3 separate regions of the Mus musculus genome follow, and all the other regions are linked to region 2. A link is a loop called in an ENCODE intact Hi-C map of the cell type or tissue named here. Cell type or tissue: heart. All regions are shown on one strand.

Evidence for each region. Hi-C counts contacts between places; a loop is a spot of excess contacts. Peaks named below come from ENCODE experiments on the same cell type or tissue, not always from the same donor. Only the 100,000 strongest peaks of a DNase experiment are listed, where the experiment ranks them.
Region 1: a loop joins it to region 2, with 2.6 times the contacts of the local background. A loop is called at or near these places in 3 of 42 quality-filtered maps.
Region 3: a loop joins it to region 2, with 6 times the contacts of the local background. A loop is called at or near these places in 25 of 42 quality-filtered maps.

What each region holds. Positions count from the first base shown.
Region 1 is chr7:19,936,529-19,944,528 of GRCm38, forward strand. It overlaps Igsf23 (immunoglobulin superfamily, member 23), which reads right to left. Exons shown (of 5, transcript NM_027308.2): 3 at 5,222-5,491; 4 at 2,645-2,814; 5 at 777-1,722. The coding sequence ends at 1,717. Among named protein-coding and RNA genes, the nearest start is that of Igsf23, 10 kb to the right of the region's middle. In heart, a CTCF peak has its summit at 3,562; DNase peaks (open chromatin) are centred at 1,589 and 3,563; H3K4me3 peaks cover 780 bases; H3K27ac peaks cover 2,253 bases.
Region 2 is chr7:19,797,175-19,805,174 of GRCm38, forward strand. No RefSeq gene overlaps it. Among named protein-coding and RNA genes, the nearest start is that of Cblc, 4.4 kb to the left of the region's middle. In heart, CTCF peaks have their summits at 205 (motif pointing right), 3,769 (motif pointing right) and 5,951 (motif pointing right); DNase peaks (open chromatin) are centred at 237, 3,732 and 5,957; H3K4me3 peaks cover 278 bases; H3K27me3 peaks cover 1,201 bases.
Region 3 is chr7:19,867,690-19,875,689 of GRCm38, forward strand. It overlaps a transcript of Ceacam16 not described here. Among named protein-coding and RNA genes, the nearest start is that of Ceacam16, 10 kb to the left of the region's middle. In heart, CTCF peaks have their summits at 4,767 (motif pointing left) and 6,382 (motif pointing right); a DNase peak (open chromatin) is centred at 3,752; H3K27ac peaks cover 425 bases.

The DNA of each region.
Region 1 (8,000 bases), 140 kb after region 2:
TTACAAAGTGAGACCATGTCTCAGAAACCCAATCCTGAAGAACCCCCCACAAAATGCCATCCACAAGAGCACCATGAATTTCTGGGGGCCTGCCGTGACCTCTCTTTTTCTAGGCATATCAGTAACCTAGATTTAAATTATTTATTTATTTATTTATTTATTTATTTTGGTTTTTCGAGACAGGGTTTCTCTGTGTAGCCCTGGCTGTCCTGGAACTCACTTTGTAGACCAGGCTGGCCTCGAACTCAGAAATCTACCTGCCTCTGCCTCCCAAGTGCTGGGATTAAAGGCGTGTACCACCATCTCCCGGCAGTAATCTAGATTTTTATTTAGAAAATAAGCAAGAACAACCTCTACACTCAGAAGAAATATTCTGTGCCCTGTTCAGCTTGCAAGGCAGGGCAATACGTTTTCTGCTGTCCCAGGTCCTGTGATGGCGTCCTGTATCTCTGTGCCCATCGCAGTAGGAAACCAGGGACATCTGTAACCATTCTGGCTTTTCTATGCCTGCTCCAGCTCCCGAATAGAATAACGACACAGAGGCTTGCGTTTACTAATAAATGCCTAGGCTCTATGCTAGGCTTGCTCCCCAACTAGCTCCAAACTGGTATTAACCTGCTTTACTGGTCTGTGTCTGCCACATGGTTGGTTATAGCGCCTCAGTTTCGTAGTCCAGCTTCCTCTCAGGCTGGGTGGCAAATCTCTCGTGTTTTTCTCTCTTTCCCAGAGTTCCTCTCTCTGCCAGATGTCCCATCTTACTAACTACGCTGCCTTTTGCTATAGGCTTTTTATTTTGACCAATCAGAAGGTGCTTTGGGCAGGCAAATAAGGACAGAGACACATCTTTACAAAGTGTACAAAAACATCAGTCCAACAGATGTTACATGTTGTAAGCAAGCTGGCTGAGTTGGTCAACTCCCAGGGACAGAAATTCTGGGATAACGCAATGAAAGAGAAAGGAGAAAAGAGGGAGGGGGCTGTGAAGAAGACACAGCACGTGAATTCCTTAAGAGCAAGACTGTAAGGAAGAGAAGGTGGGTTGAGAGCAGGAAGAGGTAGAGCCAGGGCCCCCACCTCTTGGGCCGGTCATGTGACTTCCTCCAGCCAATGGGATGGCAACGATGGTGTTAGGTTCTGAACCAGAGGCCTCGTAATCGGTTGGCGTTTACCTTTCTGAACATAAGAGGACACCAAGGAATGCCAGCTGTTTCCACTGATGTTGCCCCTCCAGACAGTCACTGGACCACAGATACTGCAGCAAGCCCCCACCTGCCGAGCCTAACCTACAGCCGAAGCCACAGAATTGCAATCGGCACAAATGGCTGTTATTTCAAGCTGCTAGATTCCAGAGGCAATTCGTTACCTTGCTGAGGCTGACAGATACACCCTTGGATTCTGGGAAATCTTCATGACTTCTGTCAAATTCTTCCTCCTGTTCTCCCTCCCCTCCCTTCAACTAAGCCAGGGAGTTTCTCTTGTTTGCAGTCCACGAGGCAGAAGAATAGAGACAGTGTTCCCGGAATAGGTGGACTGTGAAGATGGGGTGTTGGCAGCCGGCAGGAAGATAGAAAAGGCTTTATTTAGCTGGGGACATCTTGGGCACAAATGGGAGGGAGGTGGAGCTTGACAAGGGCCATGTCTTCCTGTCCTGAGACTCCTGTCCTGGGATCGGCTTCGGGTAGAGATTCATGAGCTCATGGCTTAGCTGCACGTTCCTTATTTCTGTGGGTTCGGCAGTAAAGATTGGAAGGGGATGGAGGAGGGAGGGGAGAAAGAGAGAGTACATCACTGCTATGTGTTGCTCTGCGATCCCTCCAAATTCATATGTAGAGGCCCTAAGCATTATTTTATAATTTCCAGTTGTGTACATATGTGTGCATGCTCCGGCATCATCTCCTCCCACCATGTTGGTTCCTGGAGATCAAACTCAGACCCTCAGACTTGGCAGCAGGTTAATTTGCCAGCCAAAACCCTCTCTGCTGCCCAAGGCTTTGTTTAGCTGTCTTCTCTCTCTGCAGGATGGGTCCTCCCTCTCTGTCATCGCCCCCTGATGCTCTCCCCCCCCCCCCATGCTACCTATCTCCCTTCCTGAGTTCCCATCCTTCATACTCATTTTTGTTGATCATGTTTGCCTCCCTCATGACACACAGAGTGGATGGGATGAGGCACTCACAAAGCCCACTACTGCTTAAAGCTGGTTCAGATTCATGTCGGTCTGTGGGTTGGGTGTGGTTATGACCATTCCCATTTTGCGGATGGGCACACTGAGCCCCAAAGGGACTCCACTTCTCTACAGCTTCCCTAAACGGATGTGAGCCACGGCAGCTGAGCAAGCCCTTAGAGCTTCTCTTGTCACTTTGGGTATTAGTGAGTCAGATGGGCACCTCTGGGGTCAAAGTCATTCTTTCCCATGGGTCGGTTGGGTTGGTGTTTTGTTTTGTTTTGTTTTGTTCTTTTGGTCAGAGTTTAAATTGTTGCTGTTCCCTGGCTGTGTGGTTCGGAATTGATGTTTTGACTTGTCTGTGCCTCACCTATAAAGCTGGGAATAGAATTTAGCTTATTCCACTGGTAGAGCGACTCAAATTGAGCTCAAGTGGGCTGGAGTGGATGTCCTCTGGTGGACCAGTGGGAGGAACGCAATTACCTTAAGTGCCAGCAGTATATAGAAGCAGACAGATCCGATCAGGACTAATCCTCCGATGGTGGCCGCTACGATGAGGGCTATGGCGGATCCTCCTGAGACCGACATGTAGTCGTTCGGCTTCATGGGATAGGCAACTGTGGGAGCCGGAACTGTGGGAGCCCCGGTGGCTGCTGGGAACCGAGGGGAGAGGAGACTGAAGGAGCCACCCTCCACCTCTACACCCTGATTCCTGTCAACTTAGAACTCAGGCTCCTCTGTACACTGTGGTTTCCACACACCCATCTCTTCCTCCTATTTCCAAGCTCATCCATCTCTCTCTCTCTCTCTCTCTCTCTCTCTCTCTCTCTCTCTCTCTCTCTCTCTCTCTCTCCTCTTCCTCTCCCAACCCCTGTGGGGCAGTGGACAGTGCCACCGGACAGAAAACTTGGAAAGGTCGAGCAGATTCAGAAATCCCAGTAATTCTCATAGCTGAGAATGGTAGGCGTTTAATCTACTCCCAACCAGGTTCCTGACCTGGAAAACATGACCACCACACCCCATGGAGAGGACTGGGCAATCAGTCAAGTAGGGACAACACCTGAAGTCCTTCCACATGCAGATGACGCGTCCCTAAGATCTCAGACCAAGCCAATAGGAAACATCTGCCTTTAGACTCCACCCACCCCAAAATGTATATAAGACTCTACCCACAAGGAATAAAGTGCATGAGTTATTTCACCGAAGACTGTCTGGAGTGTCTGTCTTATAGAGCTGTATGTAACACCTTGGGGAAGAAAATTCTCTCCGCATTCAGCATTCATCACTGAAGCTGCTCTAGCCTATTGCACCACTTCCTGCTAGGTCCCTCCCCCCCTTGGCTCCTAGCAGCCCACTGTGCCTAGCTTGCCTGTTGCACTCCATAGGCCTGGCAACCTGCCTGGTTCCAGCCGCCCCGTGGAAAACATGACCACCACACCCCATGGAGAGCAAGTCAGAGGGAATAGGGGAGAAGGACAAGGCCTGCCAGAGCCGTGATAGTCTTGCTGGGGCTGGCAGGGTCCCCCCTCCCGCCCCCCCGCCCCCCGCCCCCCGCCCCCCCCCGCCCCCCCCTCCCCGGGCAGCAATCCACCTGCCTCTGCCTCCCACAGAGTGTTGCGATTAAAGGTATGTGCCACCGTCACCTGCCTAGGAAACTTCTTCAGACACAGGATGTAAAAGCAAAGTGTAACAACAGGAAGTCCTGGAGGAGGGCGGGTGTGAAAGCCTCCAGCCTGGAGATAAAGGTCCTTAAGGCAGGAAGCAAGTAACTCCAAACAGCTCCCCAGTCTCTGGAACTGACTGTAGGCTCCTGGTAAGTGTATCTAAGTAGTGGCTGCTGACAAGCTCTTAGACAAGCCCAGCTGAGGAGACACCCGCAGGTAAACCTGAAGGACCCTGCCAGCCCCAGCAAGACTATCACGGCTCTGGCAGGCCTTGCCCTTCTCCCCTATTCCCTCTGACTTGCTAAAAATTGTTAGGTTATATTCCTAAAGCTAGCCACCAAGGTCTACTCCCTTATTTGGCCACATCCCCTGAAGCAGACTACCTAGATCCAGCTATCAAAGTATTGAAGTCCAGCAATCAAAAGCTCCCTTTGGCTACCCTAATTAACATGCCCGACAAAAATTAAGCACCTATCCTACTGCAGGGCTTCTTGTACCTTTATAAATAGCCATTTCCCCACGGTCACCTCTATTTTCTTTCTGTCCAGAGCCAGTCCTTTGTATCTCTGGGACACATACCTCCTCCCCCTCTCCCTTGTTCCCCTCCCCATCTGAGAACGTGGTCCTGGGGTGTCCTGTGCTGAAGCTGACACTCCTGGCTGTCTCCGTGCTGGGCTCCAGGTTCCCAGCTTTGTAAGCTGTCACTCATGCTGGGGTGGGCTTGGGTGATAAAAGCTGTCTTTGAGTCCTCTGTGTTCCTGTTAGTAACACTTCACCCACATTTATGTAAGTAACCCCAATAAAACTCATCCCTTCACCAAGTTGGACTTTGGTGGTGTTAGGGGAGGGTATCGGCTAAGGACCCCCAAGACCAAGTCTGTCATATATAAAATGGGTTAAGGAAGGGCTGGGGGGATGGGCTAAAGGATAAAGTACTCTCTGGGCAATGCGAGGAGCAGTGTTGGGACCTTCTGGACTCACAGTAAATGTCAGGCATATGACCTGCTTCTAATCCCAGAACCTGAGAGGTGATGGGGAGTTGGAGATGAATCCCAGAACACCTGGCCATCTAGGCTAGTATCGGTGGGCTTTGAGTTCAGCTGAGAAACCCTGCCTCAGTGAACAAGGTGGGGAGCCATTAAGGAAGACCTATCAGCCTCTGGCCTTCATGTGTACAGAGATACACATGCAGACATTCACGCAGATACACATGAGAGAAAATTAAAAACAAAACAAAACAAAACAACAACAACAACAACAACAACAAAAATGACTAAGCCACAGCCTACCAAGTAGAAGAAAACATGGAGTGACATTTTGGCTATAAAGATCTGGGGTGGCTACAGGAAGCCAGCTGTAGACCCATGTGGGTACAGAGATCGCGGGGGACACTTACGGCTCAATGAGACAGTCACCGGCTCAGAGACCAGCTCTTTGTCTGTGTTCCTGGCTATGCACAGGTAAGTGCCCAGCTGATCTGGGGACAGTCGCCGGATAAATAGCTTCTCCCCAGTTCCACATGGCTTTCCATCAAAGGTCCAGCTCAGCACAGGCTCTGGGTTCATGGTCACCATCCACTGCAGGATCACAGAGTAGTTAAGGTCACTGTAGATTATGCCCTTGGAAGACTCGGGGAAGGTCACCAGTGGGATCAGGCTGGGATTGTCTGTGGGAACAGAGAGCAAGACCTCCAGGTGACCTCCCAGAGACACTGGCATCTCTTCTGCCCCACACAGTTACATGCATACATTCACACACACACACACACACACACACACACACACACACACACACACACACATACTCTCTCTCTCTCTCTCTCTCTCTTTCTCTCTCATTCATTCATTCACTCTAATTCATTCATTCACTCACATTCATTCATTCACTCTAATTCATTCATTCACACATTCATTCATTCACTCATGCATTCATTCACCCTCTGTCATTCATGCATTCATTAGTACAGCCCTACTGGGGTTCACAAGCTCCTATGTTCCATTGCATGTGGCCAGTACAGTGTCAGTAGTCACAGAATTAATTATACTAGTAATAATAATACCAGGCTACTAAGTATTCAGTAAAGCTAGGGACACTTATATTAAACTATTTCTATTATAGCTGAGGCATTATTATTATTATTATTATTATTATTATTTTGCTTGATTTGTTGTTTTTATATTGAGTCTCCCTATATAGCTCTGGCTGTCCTGGAACTTACTATGTAGACCAGACTGCCTTCAAATGCACAGAGATTTACCTGCCTCTGCCTCCTGAGTGCTGGGATTAAAGGTATATGCCTCATTCACCAAAAATAACTGAGCATTTTGTTTTAAAATTTCTTTAGTATATTTCTTTAAAACTTATTTTTACTTTATGTGTGTTTGTGGGGTATGGAGGATGTATGAAGATGTCAGAGGACAATTTGTTGGAGCTGGTTCCCTCCTACCATGTGGGTTCTGAGGCTTAAACTCAGCTCATTAGATTTGGTGACAGATGCTTTTTACCGACTGGGGAATCCTTGCAGGGGCTCTTACCACTGAGCCACGCCCCCAGCCCCTCACTAGGGGATTCTAGGCAGAGGCTCTACCACTGAGCCATGCCCCCAGCCCCTCACTGGGGGATTCTAGGCAGGGGCTCTACCACTGAGCAATGCCCCCAGCCCCTCACTGGGGGATTCTAGGCAGGGGCTCTACCACTGAGCCACACCCCCAGCCCTTCACTGGGGGATTCTAGGCAGGGGCTCTCCCACTGAGCCATGCCCCCAGCCCTTCACTGGGGGATTCTAGGCAGGGGCTCTACCACTGAGCCACACCCCAGCCCCTCACTGGGGGATTCTAGGCAGGGGCTCTACCACTGAGCCACGCCCCCAGCCCTTCACTGGGGGATTCTAGACAGGGACTCTCCCACTGAGCCACACCCCCAGCCCCTCACTGGAGGATTCTAGGCAGGGGCTCTACCACTGAGCCACGCCTCCAGCCCCTCACTGGGGGATTCTAGGCAGGGACTCTCCCACTGAGCCACGCCCCCAGCCCTTCACTGGGGGATTCTAGACAGGGACTCTCCCACTGAGTCACGCCCCCAGCCCTTCACTGGGGGATTCTAGTCAGGGGCTCTAGCACTGAGTTCTATTGTAGCTTTGCTTCTGCTCTTTATTTTAAGACAGAGTGTCACTCCCTGAGCTGCTCAGGTGGGTGACCCTCCTGCCTCTCCCTCTTGTTCTATATTGCTAAGTGAAACCATCTACCAGGTAACAGGAAATACGGGCCCCTCACCAAATGCTAGCTAGCTCTTAACCTCTAAAACTTTCTTCCACACAAATGTCATTTTTAAAATATAGGGCGTGTGTTTGAGACAGAATTCCATGTACCCAGGTTGGCCTCAAGCACATGCTAGAGCCCTGGACTTTGCAGTTCCTGCTTTGTTTCCTGAGTGCTGAGACTACAGGCCTATATTACCATCCCCACTATTCTGATTACTTTTCTTTTTTCTGGCACCTTGACTCAAGCTAAAGTTTTTGGGAAAGTAGGAACCTCAATTTAGAAAAATCTCTATAAGATTGGCCCATAGGCAAGTCTGCGGGGTCAGTTTTTCTTTTCTTTGTTTTCTTCTCTCTCTCTCTCTCCCTTCTTCCTTTTTTTTTTTTTTTTTTTTTTTGATAGGGCTTCTCTGTGTAGCCCTGGCTGTCCTGGAACTCCCTTTGTAGACCAGGCTGGCCTCGAACTCAGATACACCTAACTCTGCCTCCCAAGTGCTGGGATTAAAGGCGAGAGCTACCATCGCCTGGAGTCCTTTTCTTGATTAATGATTGAAATGGGAGAGCCCAGCTCACAGGAACAGTGCTGCCTCTGAGAGGTGGTCCTGAGTTAAGCAGACAGCAGGTGAGCATGGAGAACAAGCCAGTAAACACTGTCCCTCCATGGTCTCTGCCTCAGGTCCTGCCTCCAGGTTCCTGCCCTGACTTCCGTTTGTCATGAACTGTTACCGGGATAACCCTTCTCTTCCCTAGGTTGCATCAGGTGGTTGGGTTTCATCACAGCAATAGAAACCCTAACTACAAGACCGACTTTAAACCTCCATTCTTTATAAATTATTCAGTCTCAGCTAGTCTGTGACAGCAAGAGAAAGCAGTCTATCACAGGGGTGACTAACAACACCTGAGAGATGCCCAGTTGGGC
Region 2 (8,000 bases):
TCCCCGAGGTAAGGTACTAGAACCACCGGAGTTCGGGCTCCCGTGGCAGGTAAGGGAAATTTAGTTACAGTTTAAGTACCCAGATTTTCAAAAGAGGTGAAAGGGGTGTGGCGGAAAGTGGCGTTCAGGAATGCACAGGGCTGCAGGAAGTGGCTGCCGGGCAGGTTTGCACCCCAACCTGCCAGACCTGTAGGTCCGCCCTGATTATGCTTCAGACAGCCACCAGAGGGCGCCGTGGACACGGTTCTCTCTGCCCCAGGGCACCCAGGGCATCCAGCAAGCCAGCCACCACCCCAGCTAGGCCCGGTACTGACTCCTCAGCCTGCCTGCTCTCTCACTCTCTCCTTCTCCCTTCCTCTCCCTTCCTCTCCCTCCCTGTTTGGCAAAAACTCCAGATCCAGGAGATCTGAAGCCTCTGTCCTCTGAAGACACCCTGGGTAAGCACACACACACACACACACACACACACACACACACACACACACACTTTGTTGTTCTAGCTTTGTTTTTTTAGACAGTATCTCACCATACAACCCTGGGCGTCCTGGAACTCTCTCTGTAGACCAGGCTGGCATCAAGCTCACAGAGATCTGTCTGCCTCTGCCTCCCAAATGCTTGGACTAAAGGCACGGGGCATGCCTGGTACAATATCTTTTATTATTAAAAAAAAAAAATCCCAGCACGATGGAGTCAGAGGGAGACTAATTTCTGATTTAGAGCCAGCCTGGTCTACACATTGAGAGTTCCAGGTAAGCCAGAGTTACACAGAGAAATCCTGTCTCCAAAACAAACAAACAAACAAACATAAAAAATTGAAGTTGAATGTGTTTTCAGATAATTTTAAACCTAATTATTCAGGAAGAAGAGAACAAAGATGTTGAATTATGGTCCAGCCTGGGCTACAAAGCAAGGTTCTGTTTCTAACAACCGAACGGGGTTGGGAATTTGGCTCATTGGGTGAAAGTGCTCCTCACCAATCCTGACAGCCTGAATTTGGTTCTCAGAACCCACAGAGTGGCAGGAGAGAAGGGAGTAATATGAGCTGTCCTCTGACCTCCACATGTGTCCACAGTCATGCACGCACGTAAATAAACAGACATAAACCCAAAGAAAAACAAACTTCTCCCAAACCACCCAATCCATCCCCAACACACACACACACACACACACACACACACACACACACACACACACAAACAAAACCTAACAGAAGGCCCATCTTTGGGATCTTTGGGGCTGGGTTGGGATGTAGCTCAGTTGGTGAATGTTTGTCCAGAACATAAAAAGCCCTGGGTTCCACCCCCAGAATCACAGACATGAATTATAGTGACCTGTGCCTGTTAACTTGGGAAGAGGAGGCAGGGAAATTACCAGTTCAAAGTCTACTTCATCTACATATCAAGTTCGTAGATTTGGTTTGGGCTATGTGATCACCTGCCTCATTCCTTCCCCAATAAAATGACCAAAATTAAAATACTATGTATGGTATGATTCTATTCCTATGAAATATACAGAATAGGTGACTTTAAAAATTAAAATATAGTCAGGCAGTGGTGGCGCACGCCTTTAATCCCAGCACTTGGGAGGCAGAGATAAGCAGATTTCTGAGTTCGAGGCGAGTCTGGTCTACAGAGTGAGTTCCAGGACAGCCAGGGCTACGCAGAGAAACCCTGTCTCAAACAACAAAAACAAAAACAAAAACAAAAACAAAAACAAAAACAAAAAAACCCAACAACAAAAAACACCAACCAACCAAAAAAATATAATATGTATTATGTTTTAATTTGTAATTTAACTTGTAATTAATAATATGTAATACCACTGATGATATATTTAGGGTCATTAGTATATGGGAAAAGACAGGAACTAACAATGGGTTTCTTTTCACTTTTCTTTCTTTTATTAGTATAGCCCATGTAGAACAGGCTAGCCTCAAGCTTCCAGAGGTATAGAAATCCACCAGCCTCTGCAAGTGCCAGAAGCACTCTTAACTGTTGGGCCATCATTCCAGCTCTCGCCTTCTTTCTTTCTTTTTACTTATATTTTTTTAAATTTATATTTCAAATGTTATCCCCTTTCCTAGTTTCCTCTCCGAAAATCCCCTATCCCGTCCCCCCTCGCCCTGCTCCCCAACCCACCCACTCCCACTTCCTGGTCCTGGCATTCCCCTGTACTGGGGCACAGAACCTTCACAGGACCAAGGGCCTCTCCTCCCATTGATGACAGACTAGGCCACTGCTACATATGCAGCTAGAGACATGAGTCCCACCATGTGCTTTCTTTGATTGGTGGTTTAGTCCCAGTGAGCTCTGGGGATACTGGTTAGTTCATATTGTTGTTCCTCCTATGGGGCTGCAAACCTCTTCAGCTCCTTGGGTACTTTCTCTGGCTCCTTCATTGGGGACCCTGTGCTCCATCCAATGGATGGCTGTGAGCATCCACTTCTGTATTTGCCAGGCACTGGCAGAGCTCCTCAGGAGACAGCTGTACCATCATTCTTTATTTTTATTTTTATTTATTATTTATTTATTTATTTTTTTAAAGACTTATTTATTATTATATGTAAGTACACTGTAGCTGTCTTCAGACACACCAGAAGAGGGAGTCAGATCTTGTTACGGATGGTTGTGAGCCACCATGTGGTTGCTGGGATTTGAACTCTGGACCTTCGGAAGAGCAGTCGGGTGCTCTTACCCACTGAGCCATCTCACCAGCCCCCCCTTTTTTTTAATTTTTAAATAATTTGTTTTGTGTGTACATGAATTTTGCATGTACCACCTGCATGCAGTACCCGTGGATCTCCTGGAACTGGAAATGGTTGTGGATCACCATGTGGGTGCTGAGAATTGAACCCTGGTCCTCTTCTAGAGCAGCCAATGCTCTTAAGCACTGAGATCTCTCTCCAGCCTTTTATTTGTAAGCATGTGGTCCAGGACGGTCAGGACTACATATGTCACTGTACATATTTCAGGCTGGCCTCACACTGTCAGTGATATCTTTTAGCCTTGGAAGTGCTGAGATGACTGGTGTCATCAGTGCCCAGGTGACTGACAGGTGTGTGCCTCCTCAGTGCCCAGGTGACTGACAGGTGTGTGTATCCTCAGTGCCCAGGTGACTGACAGGTGTGTGCCTCTGCAGTGCCCAGATGACTGACAGGTTTGTGCCACTGCAGTGCCCAGGTGACTGACAGGTGTGTGCCTCCTCAGTGCCCAGGTGACTGACAGGTTTGTGCCTCTGCAGTGCCCAGGTGACTGACAGGTGTGTGTATCCTCAATGCCCAGGTGACTAACAGGTGTGTGCCTCCTCAGTGCCCAGATGACTGACAGGTGTGTGCCTCCTCAGTGCCCAGGTGACTGACAGGTGTGTGCCTCCACAGTGCCCAGGTGACTGACAGGTTTGTGCCTCTGCAGTGCCCAGGTGACTGACAGGTGTGTGCCTCCTCAGTGCCCAGGTGACTGACAGGTGTGTGTATCCTCAGTGCCCAGGTGACTGACAGGTGTGTGCCTCTGCAGTGCCCAGATGACTGACAGGTTTGTGCCTCTGCAGTGCCCAGGTGACTGACAGGTGTGTGCCTCCTCAATGCCCAGGTGACTGACAGGTGTGTGTCTCCTCAGTGCCCAGGTGACTAACAGGTGTGTGCCTCCTCAGTGTCCAGGTGACTGACAGGTGTGTGCCTTGGCGGAGCTGAGAAAGTCTGAGAGGATAATGACACAGCACACTTGGATTGATTTAGACCTCATAGGAGCTTAAATGAGGGCCTGAATTGATCCTGACCACTAGAGGGCACACTGAGAACAACCTTCCTGCCTCCCTTGATTGGGATCTGAGGCCACACTCCCATGCCTCTGGATGCTGTTGACTCAAACTCCAACCCTAAACAGAGTCATAACCCAAACCCTTGCTCACACCTTCAATTCAGTTTTTCTTCCTATGCTAGTCCCTCCACCCCCGCACACTATTTTTTTTTAATGTTTTTTCCTCTGCAGTCCTGGTTGTCTTGGAATCACATTGTATACCAGGCTGGCCTTGAACTCTCAGACATCCACTTGCCTATCTGCCTTCAGAGTGCTGGGATTAAAAGTGTGTGCCACCACCACCTGGTCTCCTCCCCACCCTGTTATGTAGCTCAGGCTACCCTTACACTTTCTTCATAGCCAAGGTTGGCCTTGATTTCTTTCTCTTTTTCTTTTAAAAAAGATATATTTATTTTATTTATAAGAGTATACACTGCAGCTGTCTTCCGACACACTAGAAGAGGGCATTGGGTCCCATTGGAGATGGTTAAGAGCTACCATATGGTTGCTGGCAATTGAACTCAGGACCTCTGGAAGAACAGTCAGTGTTCTTAACCACTGAGCCATCTCTCCAGCTCCTGGCTTTGATTTCTTCCTTCCTTCCTTCCTTCCTTCCTTTTCTTTTTTCTTTTTCTTTTCTTCTTCTTCTTTTTTTTTTTTTTTTTTTTTTGAGGCAGGGTTTCTCTGTGTAGCCCTGGCTGTCCTGGAACTCACTCTGTAGACCAGGCTGGCCTCGGACTCAGAAATCTGCCTGCCTCTGTCTCCCGAGTGCTGGGATTAAAAGCATGTGCCACCACCGCCCCGCCTGGCTTTGATTTCTTAATCCTCCTGCCTCCATCTTCAAAGTGCTGTCATGACATGTGTACACCACTGTACTGGCTGGTCTTGTGTGTCAACTTGACACAATCTGGAGTTATCACAGAGAAAGGAGCTTCAGGTGAGGAAATGCCTCCATGAGATCCAGTGTAAGATATTTTCTCAATTAGTGATCAAGTGGGGAGGATCCATTGTGGGTGGTACCATCTCTGGGCTGGTAGTCTTGGTTCTATAAGAGAGCAGGCTGAGTAAGCCAGGGGAAGCAAGCCAGTAAGGAACATCCCTTTATGGCCTCTGCATCAGCTCCTACTTCCCAAACCTGCTTGAGTTTCAGTCCAGACATCCTTTGGTGATGAACAGCAATGTGCAAAGTGTAAGCTGAATAAAGCCTTTCCTCCCCAACTTGCTTCCTGGTTGTGATGTTTTTGCAGGAATAGAAACCCTGACTAAGACAACCACCATGCCTAGCCTGGTGCTCTTGCCCTCTCTCATTCCAAAGCAGTAAATCACACACTTACACCAGCTCTCCAGACTGGACTCAGATGAGTGCAGACTTAGCAATCTTTTTATCCTTGTGTAAAATACGAAGTCGTGTCCGTGTTTTGGATGGGGATATGTGGATGACATGGTACAGGTGACAGGTGAGTGCTGCCACATCTGCCTTCCCCATGGGTTCTGGGGATCTGAACTCAGATGACCTTCACGACAAGTGTCTTTTCCCCCTGAGCCACCGCCCTGGCCCTGATTTAGAAATCCTATAAACAGAACTTTCTTCTTTATTTTATTGCAAAGAAAAAACTACACCAGGCAGTGGTGGTGCTCACTTTTAATTCCAGCACTTGGGAGGCAGACGCAGGTGGATCTCTGTGAGCTTGAGGCTAGCCTGGTCTACAGAGAGAGCTTCAGGACAGCCAGGGCTGCACAGAGAAACTTTGTCTCAGAAACAAACAAACAAACAAACAAACAGACAAACACCAACCAAAAACAACCAAACAAAAACCTGGACTTTCTGCTGAGCCCCACCTTAACGAAGTAAAAGAGAACACACAAAAACAATGAAGACTCAGCAAGCCAGTGTCTACCCATTTTGTGCCTCAGAGTCCTCTTTTCACCTTTTCTCTCCTTTTCCTTTCATGTTTGTCTATCTATCTATCTATCTATCTATCTATCTATCTATCTATCTAGTGTGTGTGTGTGTGTGTGTGTGTGTGTGTGTGTGTGTGTGTGTGTGTGTGTGTGTTGGGTTGTATTGTTAGTGTGCGCACACCCAGTGTGGAAGTCAGAGGACTTTTTCAGGAGTGATTCTCACCTTTCACTGGCTCTGCTGCTGTGCTGTGTGCTGCCACTAGGTGGTGATCTCGAGCTTCCAGGAGATTCTTCTGATTTGGCCTCCCACTTTGCATTAGTAATGTTGGGATTACAGATACACACTTTAGCATCCAGTTTGATACTCACCGCTCCCCCCCCCCCCCCGTCTCCATCCATCTGTGTCGCAGTGTACGTGTGAGGGTCAGAGGACAACTTGCAAAAGTTGGTTCTCTCTTCCTACTCAATTCCCTCAGGCTTAGCGGCACACATCTTTACTTATGAGCTACCTTGCTGGCCCAGGATTTGGCTCTTTTTGTGTGACTTCTAGGATTGGAGCTCAGCTGTCAAGCTTGCAAAGCAAGTACTTCAACCCCCGGAGCCTTCCTGCCTGTCCCTTCTGTTCTCTGCTTTTCATCGTAGTCTCACCCTGTAGCCCAGGTTAAGCTTGAGCACAAAATCCTCCTGCCTCATCCTTCTGAGTGCTGGGGTTAGAGGTGTGTGCTGACACACATCTGGCTCAATCTGTGGAATGCAGGTTGGGTTTATGAGACTGCATGTAAACACACCTAAGCTCAAGGCTCCTTGTGTACATGCACACATATGACACACAGACACCCACATGTTTGCATAAGTCAAGGTGCTGAATCTATAACTTTGGATGCAGTCACAGTCTGCTGAGACTATCACCAATATTCAATGCTGGAGACTCCCACATAGGGCCCTACCCTCTTTCTCCCTCTGGCTTTGCCTATCTCCAGGGGACATGAAAGGACACATGTCCAGTGTCAAGGTCAGGGAGGCCAGAGAGGGGATTTCCATGCATGGAGAAGCCAGATCCTTTGTTTTAGGGAACTAGTTTGCTAAGGTCAGCCATTGAACCCCAGTTTCTCATCACCCACAGTCTGTAGAAGTTTCCAGTTTGCAGGGCCATGGCTGTGCTGAGCTCTGACTCTCATGGCAGAGAGTAGTAAAGTAAGGCCTGGGTGTTGAAGTTACCTTGGCCATGTTGGAGGAGTGGTTTGGACAGAGCTCTGGTCAGGTGTGACAGGCTTGGTATCTTCACTTTGGTGGAACTGGGAGGGGGGTTCTCGTGTGGCCCAGCCTGGCCTTGAGCTCAAAGTGTAGGCAACAAATCCCCTTGATCCTCCTGCCTTCGTCTCCAGAGTGCTGGGATTCAGTGTGTGATACCATGATAGTCTTTTGTGGTGTTGGGGACCAAACTCAAGTCATGAGCCTCTGCCCTTGCTGCAGCATCTCCCCGTCCACTTTCTTCTTTTCCTTTAGAAGCAGAACTTGTGAGTTTTACTTGGGTGTGTCCTCCCAAGATAAAACCAAGCTTCTTTTGTAAAGAAAAAGGCACTTGTCCCCAAGCCTGGGGCCCTAAATTTGATCCTGGGACCCACACAGTAGAAGTAGACAACCATTGGCCGTGTGCTGTGCACTCTGACCCCATCTCCACAAGTAAATAAGCGTAAAATTTTTTCCCCAAAACTACATTTACCTGCATGCTTAGGTGTTTGTTAGGTGTGGCTGTGTGACTAAATTCATTCTAAGGTATTTGATGTATGGGTTTGAAGAACAAGGGCATAGACTTTTGGGGGTCCTGTTTTTTATCTATCTATCTATCTATCTATCTATCTATCTATCTACATTTCTTTTTAAGTTTTTGTTGTGTCTATTGGTTCATTTTGTGTGTATGCACACGTGTGTGAACAATGCCATAGTTGGCCCTGGTGGACAAGTTATAGGTCTGGGTTCTTTCTTCCATCTGGGTCCTGAAGAGTGAACTTCAGGCTTCAGGCTTGGAAGCAAATGCCTTTACCCTCCAAGCCATCTGGGCAGCACTGCTTTAGTTTTGATTTCTGGCCTTTGAACTGGCATTGATTTTCCTGCCTCTGCCTCTGCTTCCTAGGAACTGGGCTTATAAGGAGGGATACACCGCCACACTGGCTTTCCTTCCCTTTCTCTTCCATTTCCTTCCTTCCATCTTTCTTTTTTTCATGTGTGTATGTGTGTGTGTGTGTGTGTGTGTGTGTGTGTGTGTATGTATGTATGTATGTTCAGGGGGAGGGGTTGGAGTTC
Region 3 (8,000 bases), 71 kb after region 2:
AGGGGCTGGGGACGTGGCTCAGTGGCAGACAACTTGGTTATCACATACAAAACCTTTGATTTGCACCACATATAAAATCACAGACACACGCCCGCGCATGTGCACAAGTGCGCGCGCGCACACATACACACACACATACACACACACACACACACACACACACACACACACACACACACAGAAACATGCATGCTCTCAGCTAACCAAACAGCCTCTTGTCCCCATCCCTTTGGCACCTTCCCTGATCTTCTTGCTCGGGGATTTCCAAGTCATTTAATCACCTAGCAAATATTTATTGAGCACTGACTCCATGCCAAACCGCTGGGGACACAGACGACAGACAGATCTGTTCTCTTATATGGCTAAATCTTATTGGAGGATATGAGCAATAATTAAAAAGAAAAAAGAAAAACCAAACAAACCCTACTTAGCCTATAGTGTCAGAGAACGATTAGTGCCATAATGCCTCGAGACAGGAAGATAAGACGAGTCAGGAGGATAGGGAGGACACAGGTCACTCTTTCAGCTACGGACGTTAGCAGGTCCCTGAGGAAGTAAGGCAAGGCGTGACTGAGGTGATAGGGAGCCTGCAGGTATAGGGGGGAAAGTATGTTTCCCCAATGCATAGTACAGTAGATGCAAAGGTCCTGGGCTGGGAAAGAGTCTGTGGGGTTTTTCATTATTACTTTTAGACATAGTCTTCAGCCCCACCCCCTCCAACACTGGGCTCACAGCTGTGCACCACCACCTGAACTCACTGCTCTTGCCGAGGACCTGAGTTCAGTTCCCAGCACTCACACCAGGCATCTGTAACTCCAGCTCCAGGGTCTCTCTCTGATCTGATTCCCTCTTCTGACCTCCAGGGGCACACACACACACACACACACACACACACACACACACACACACACACACACCTTAAATCTTAAAAGATGGTATTGGGCTGGAGAGATGGCTCAGCGGTTAAGAGCACTGGCTGCCCTTCCAGAGGTCCTGAGTTCAATTCCCAGCAACCACATGGTGGCTCACAACCATCTATAGTGAAATCCTGGGCCCTCTTCTGACATGCAGGTGTACATGCAGATACTCATACATTAAATAAAAAACTCTTTTTGGGGCTGGAGAGATGGCTCAGTGGTTAAGAGCACTGACTGCTCTTCTGAAGGTCCTGAGTTCAAATCCCAGCAACCACATGGTGGCTCACAACCATCTATAATAAGATCTGTCACCCTCTTCTGGTGTCTGAAGACAGCTACAGTGTACTTATATACAATAATAAATAAATCTTTTTAAAAAACTTTTTTTTAAAAAAAAGGTTATTACGGAAATCGAATGTATTTATTTCAAATAGAAGGTGGCATCCATCATTGTGTCCCCACACTCCTATGCCTGTCACACTCACAGCCAATCATAGTCCCCATCCCCTCATCTCCACCTGATGGCAGAAGGTTCTGGGTGGGATTTGGAATCAACTCCATGGCTACCCAAGCCCAAGATGCTGACAATGTTGATCAATAGTAGCATTGGTCCTAGACCTACCATAGCCTCCTGGGTGCACTCAGCCATTTCAGTACAACTCAGCATACCAAAGGCTGTCACATGGGTACAGCTGCCCTGTCACACTGCCGCTGTAGGAACCACAGCAAGAAAAAACCTGCACATGTTCATCAGAGACACAGGACTTCGTGTGTGTGTGTGTGTGTGTGTGTGTGTGTGTCTGTCTGTCTGTCTGTCTGCCCGTCTGTCTACAAGTCCTTGTGAAGCTAGAGGTGGATGATATCTGTCAGGTATCTTCCACGACTGATCAACACATCATTATTACTACTGTTATTATTAACCTTTATTTTTATTGTGTGTGTATTATATTTAGCTTCCACATGCATGTAGTGCTTGAAATAGCCTGGAGAGGATGTCTGACCCCCAGAACTGGAGTTGCAGGTGGTTGTGAGTCACCACGTGGGTGCTGTCTCTCCTGTCCCACACAACACAACGGTTGTTAATTTTTCATGTAGGCAGTAGGAGTTGAACTCGGGACCCCCTGCAGACTAGGTAAATGCCGTGCTATAGCTCCATGTCTAGCGATCACCTTTCCCTTTTATTTTCTTTCTTTTTTACAATTTTTACTTTTTTTTTTGAGACAGGGTCTCACTATGCACTCCCCCCCCCCCCCCGCTGGTCTGGAACGCTCTACGTAGATCAGGCTGGCCCCAAACTCACAGAGATCAACCTGTCTCTGTCTCTAAAGGGCTAGGGTCAAAGCTGTGCACCCAACCTGCTTTCTTGCTTGCTTTCTTTCTTGCCTGCCTGCCTCCCTCCCTCCCTCCCTCCCTCCCTCCCTCCCTCCCTCCCTCCCTCCCTCCCTCCCTCCCTCCCTCCCTCCCTCCCTCCCTCCCTCCCTCCTTTCTTTCTTTCTTTCTTTCTTTCTTTCTTTCTTTCTTTCTTTCTTTCTTTCTTTCTTTCTTTCTTTCTTTCGAGCCAGGGTCTTTCACTGAGCCTAGAGCACACCATTTCTGTGCTCTGCCTGGCTGGTGAGCGTAGACACCCCTCCTTCACCACCACCACGTCCACCCCAGTGCTAGGGTTTGGGCACGAGTTGTCACACTTGGCTTTTGACCTTGATGCCAGGCATCTGAACCCAGGCCCTCATTCCTCAAAAAGCAGGCACTTTCTCCACTGTATGTTGTGTGGGTCGGTGCATATGTGTGTTTCCGACCCCCTCCCTGGCCCCTAAGAAAACAAGGGATGTCCACATCTCCACCTGTTCCCTGAGGCAGGGTTTCTTGCTGAACCCAGAGCTAGGCCGGCTGCCAGCCAGTTCCAGTGATCCTCCTGTCTCTGCCCTTCTGCGCTGGGGTTATAGACAGAGGGCCAAGCCAGCTTTTAAGGTGGCGTGAAGATGCAGGTTCATCTCCAGTCCCTCATGCGTATATTGGGCATAGTTGGTAGAACCCATGATTTGGGGCCTGGGAAGTGTGTATGGAGGACTCACTTCAAACAGGGAAGGCCGACTTTGGAGGTAGAGAACCACCTAGAATCCTCCAGTGTGATGATTAATGTCTCAACTTCACACACCCTGAAAAATCACCCGGGAAGTGAGTCTCTGAGTGACTGTTGAGGGCAGCAGCATGGCCTCTGGAGTGTCTGTGGGGGATTGTCTGACTGTGTTAATGGATGTGGGAGGACTCACCTCAAAGTGAGAGGTGCCATTCCCTGGTCTGAGGCCCTGGATTGTATAAGAGCAAAGAAAGCCAACCATGGCGGCCCAATTGGCCTGTGACCCCAGCACCTGGAAGGGAGGCAGGGGCAGGAGGATCTCTGTGAGTCTGAGGCCAGACTGATATTCAGAATGAGTTCCAAGACAGACAGCCAGGCAGACAGGCAGACAGACAGACAGACAGACAGATAGCAGAAAGTCTCTGAATACTAACTCTGCACTGGTTTCTCTCTTCCCGACTGGTGTGCTGTGGACGGCTGCTTTCAGTTCTGGCCTTCACTTCCTGGCCCAGGGCTACCTCCATCTCAGCTCATCACCAACCACAGGGGCAGGATGAGGTCACCCCTGTGACCCTACAGAGGCCTGCACACCGTCCCTGGTGCCCTTGGGAGTTCATGGAAGTCTGCTGTTTTGGGAGAGGCGTCTACACTTCTGATCACCAGTCTATGCGGGATGATCCTGTGACCCTGTAAGCGGGCACAGGACCTTTCGCCCACAGAGGTGGCTTCCGAACAGAAGGTTTCCCCCCTGAATCATTTTGACTCTGGGCTCAGAGCCCAGCCTACTTCCTTCCCCAGGCCCACTTCCTCTTTTGTCAAACAAGGAGCCACTATCTTTTAAAAGCTGACTGTATCCTGGGAGTGGCAGGGGCCGGTGACAGGGACCCCTGCTGCTGCCCAGTTCCAGTCAAGGACACCCAGCTCAGGCTGCGTTGCCTGGAATCCCGTCCTCCTTGACACCTGCTTTGGTTACACTTTGGGTCCTTCTCTTTTGTATTTGTTTGCATTCTTCCAGAGAGAGGGAGAGGAGAGCCCCAGGTTGAGTTTTGGGGTACAGAAGGCAGTTCAGTTCTGTGGATCCCAAAGTGGGGATAAGGGGTACAGAATACTAAAGGGGGACCAGAAGTCCCCACTGGGATCACAGGTGTGTACCACCATACTGCTGCTATTTTTTTTGGGGGGGGGGAGGTTGTTTGCTTGTTTGTTTCGGTTTTTGAGACAGGGTCTCTCTATGTAGTCTTGGCTGGCGTGGAACTCACTATGTAGATCAGATTGGCTTTGACCTCATAGAGACCCACCTGCTCCTGCTCCCCCCTTGCCCCTCCAGTGCTGGGATTAAAGGGGTGCACCTCACACCCAGCCTGAAAAGTTTGTCTTTAAAGGCACTGGGTGCAATGGCCTGTTCCAGACAGGGAGGGGAAGGGTTGATTTTTGGAGTGAACAAAGCTCCTTGGGCTGCTTTGCGTGGGGAGAAAGACAGGCCATGGAGAGGCTGAGGTGGAGGGGAGGGGAGCTGCCTGGTCTAAGCTGGGCTGTGGGGACTGGGAAAGCTAAGTTCAGGGGCTGATAGCATTTGTTCTTGCTGCAGGCAGAGGCTGATCAAGGTTGGGTATTTTGACAGGAGGCAGTAGAGTGGGCTGTGAATACTCACAAGGTGGGGAAAGTGGGGTGGGAGATGGGGGTTGGGGTGGGCATCAGGTTGTGGCCGAGTTTGTGCTAGGCGGGCTATGTGTTAGCCTTTGCTGCCTCCTGCTGGTTCAGCATGCACACCTACTTAATGAACTGTGTGGGATCTGCAGGTTCCTGGATTCAAGAATGACTGCTTTTCACACTCCTTCCGATATATATCTCCCAGCCAAACCAAAAAACCCACTTACTTATTATTGTGTGTATGTCGTATGTAGAAGTCAGTTCCCTCCTTCCAATGTGTGGGTACCAGAGAGCAAAACTCAGGCCACGAGGCTTGGCCGCAAGGCCCTTTACCCACTGAGCCATCTTGCTGGCCTGTTTTTAGTTTATGGACACAGAAGCACAAATATCTTAGTGGTCTGAACATTTATTCCATTGCTCCCCTTCCCAACAATGTCACCTCTGTGGTTTGGTCCGCACCTCTTCGATTGTCCCGTAGTCTCCTTGCGGGGAGCTCAGCCCCCCAAGGAAGAGGTCTCTGTTTTGGTTATATAGATGTCTCCTGGGACCTAAAACAGTGCTGTATCCAGCAGGTGCTCAATAAATACGTGTGGAGCTCATGAATGGATGGGTTTCTCTTCACCCTTCCTGCTTTCTAACCCTCCCTTTTCAATCTACAACCAGCCTCTGCCAAGGTTACCCTCGTCGCATCTATCGGCACTTGCGGTTTGCCCCTAGCCTCTATGCTCTGGTTCAGTGTCTGCTGGATAAATGGAGTCCATGGAAAAAATAACTTAAGCAGGGCAGGCTTGCTTAGATATTTTTGTCAGGGGAGCTGGATCAGGGTTCAATTCCCAGGATGCATACAGTACTCCAGGTCTCCCACTTCCGGTCGGAGGAGATTTGCAAGACTGCGGTCTTTATAGAACTCAGTACCATGTGACTTTATTCAGCCAATGGAAAGTGAGTGGAAGCCTTATTTCCAGCTTTTGGGGGGGAGGGGGAACGTGTGTTATAAAAATCGCTGGGTGCACACCCACGTGCCCTGCTTTTCCCTGCTACAGTGAGTAACCTTGTCAGCCTCATTTCTGAAGATGTCCACATGCAGCTGAGTTCTTCTGACCCTTGTCACACCTATCCACCTGAGACAAACTTGTAGGAGGGGAAAAAAATAAATCTTACAAGCTTTTCAAGCTGGGGACAGCACGGGGCTAATTGTTACTGCAGCAAAATCCAGCTCATCCTGACAACAACAACAACAACAACAACAACAACAACAACAACAACAACAAACAACCTTTCCTTCCCATCACCAGCGTGCTGCCTCGAGACAGCCACATCGGCTCTCCAGCCCCAGTGTCTCCAGTCACAAGGTGGCAATGTATAGACTAAGACTCTTGAAAATCTGAGGTCAGAGGTCATGGCCTACCCACAAAATATATAATATAGAATATGATATTATGTGATACAGCATATTATATACATAATATTTAATAAATTATACAGGATTTTGTCATTGATTTTGTTGATTTTTAAACTGATTTTAAAATTTTATTTATTTCAATCTTTTTGAGACAGGGTTTCTCCATCTCCCAAGTTCTGGGATTAAAAGCGTGTGCCACCAGGCCTGGCTTAGAGACTTATTTTTATGTGTATGTGTGGGGTGGGGTGGGGAGCAGGGGGGTTGTGCACATGAGTGTAGGACCTGAGGAGGCCAGAAGAGGGCGCTGGATCCTCTGAAGCTGGAGTCACAGGCAGTTGTGAACGGCCCAGTGTAGGTGCTGAGAATTGAACTCCTCTGTTTAAGCTCTTGGAGCTTAAACACCCCCCACGTCAGACCCGAGCATGTTTGTCTCAGTGTCCCCCAAGGCCCCTTGTCTGGGGAAGGGCTAAACATCCCTACCTCAGTAGCAGGGAGGAAAAGACAGCAAAACAACTCAAGAGTAAAAAAGCATTATGTTGAGGCTGGAGTGATGGCTCTGTGGTTAAGAGCACTGACTGCTCTTCGGAAGGTCCTGAATTCAAATCCCAACAGCCACATGGTGGCTCACAACCATCCGTAATGAGATCTGATGCCCTCTTCTGGGGTGCCTGAAGACAGCTACAGTGTACTTACATATAATAATAAATAAATCTTTGGGCTGGAGCAAGTGGGGCCAGAGTGAGAGGTCCTCAATTCCCAGCAACCACATGATGGCTCACAACCATCTGCACAGCTACAGTGTCCTCATATACATTAAACAAATAAATAAATAAGTAAATCTTTTTTTTTAAAAAGTATTATGTCTTTGAGGACAGCTAGAAGACAAGTCATTTCCAAGGTCTTACTCCTCCTCCTCCTCCTCCTCCTCCTCCTCCTCCTCCTCCTCCTCCTCCTCCTCCTCCTCCTCCTCCTCCTCCTCCTCCTCCTCTTCTTCTTCTTCTTCTTCTTCTTCTTCTTCTTCTTCTTCTTCTTCTTCTTCTTTTACTTTTATTTTTATTGTGTGAATGTGTCTGTGACTACAGGAGTAACAGGCAGGAGTTACAGGCAGGAGTTACAGGCAGGAGTTACAGGCAGGTGTGCTGGGAATGGAACTCAGGTCCTCTAGGAAAAGAAGCACGTGCTCTTAATGGCTGAGCCAACTCTCCAGCCCGAGGCTGTTATCCTTTGTCCTCTGATATAAAGGTGTCTGCACAGAGAGGAGCCAGGAGCTCCTCCATGGAGAGAAGCTGAGTGGGGCCACTGCTGACGCCTGATGTCCATGCCCAGTAGGTAGGTTCCCACTGGATATTGTGAGCATCTGCTTTGATAGTGTTTTGCTATTTACCTTTTGCTTGCTATTTATTATCTTTAATTTACTTTAAAATTTTATTCATCTTTTGTTTTTGTAAGGCAAGGGTTTTCTATGTAGCCCCGGCTGTCTTGGAACTTGCTCTGTAGACCAACCAAGCTGGCCTCAAACTCACAGAGATCTGCCTGCCTCTCTGCCTCCTGATTGCTGGGATCAAAGGTATGCACTATTATTTTAGTCAGGGTTTCTATTCCTGGACAAAACATCAAAACCAAGAAGCAAGTTGGGGAGGAAAGGGTTTATTCAGATTACACCTCCAAACCGCTGTTCATCACCAAAGGAAGTCAGGACTGGAACTCAAGCAGGTCAGGAAGCAGGAGCTGATGCAGAGGCCATGGAGGGATGTTCCTTAATGGCTGGCTTCCCCTGGCTTGTTCAGCCTGCTCTCTTATAGAACCCAAGGCTACCAGCCCAGGGATGGCACCACCACCCACAATGGGCCCTGCCCCCTTGATCACTAATTGAGAAAATGGATCTCATGGAGGCGTTTCCTCAAGAAAGGCTCCTTTCTCTGTGGTAGCTCCAGCCTATGTCAAGTTGACACAA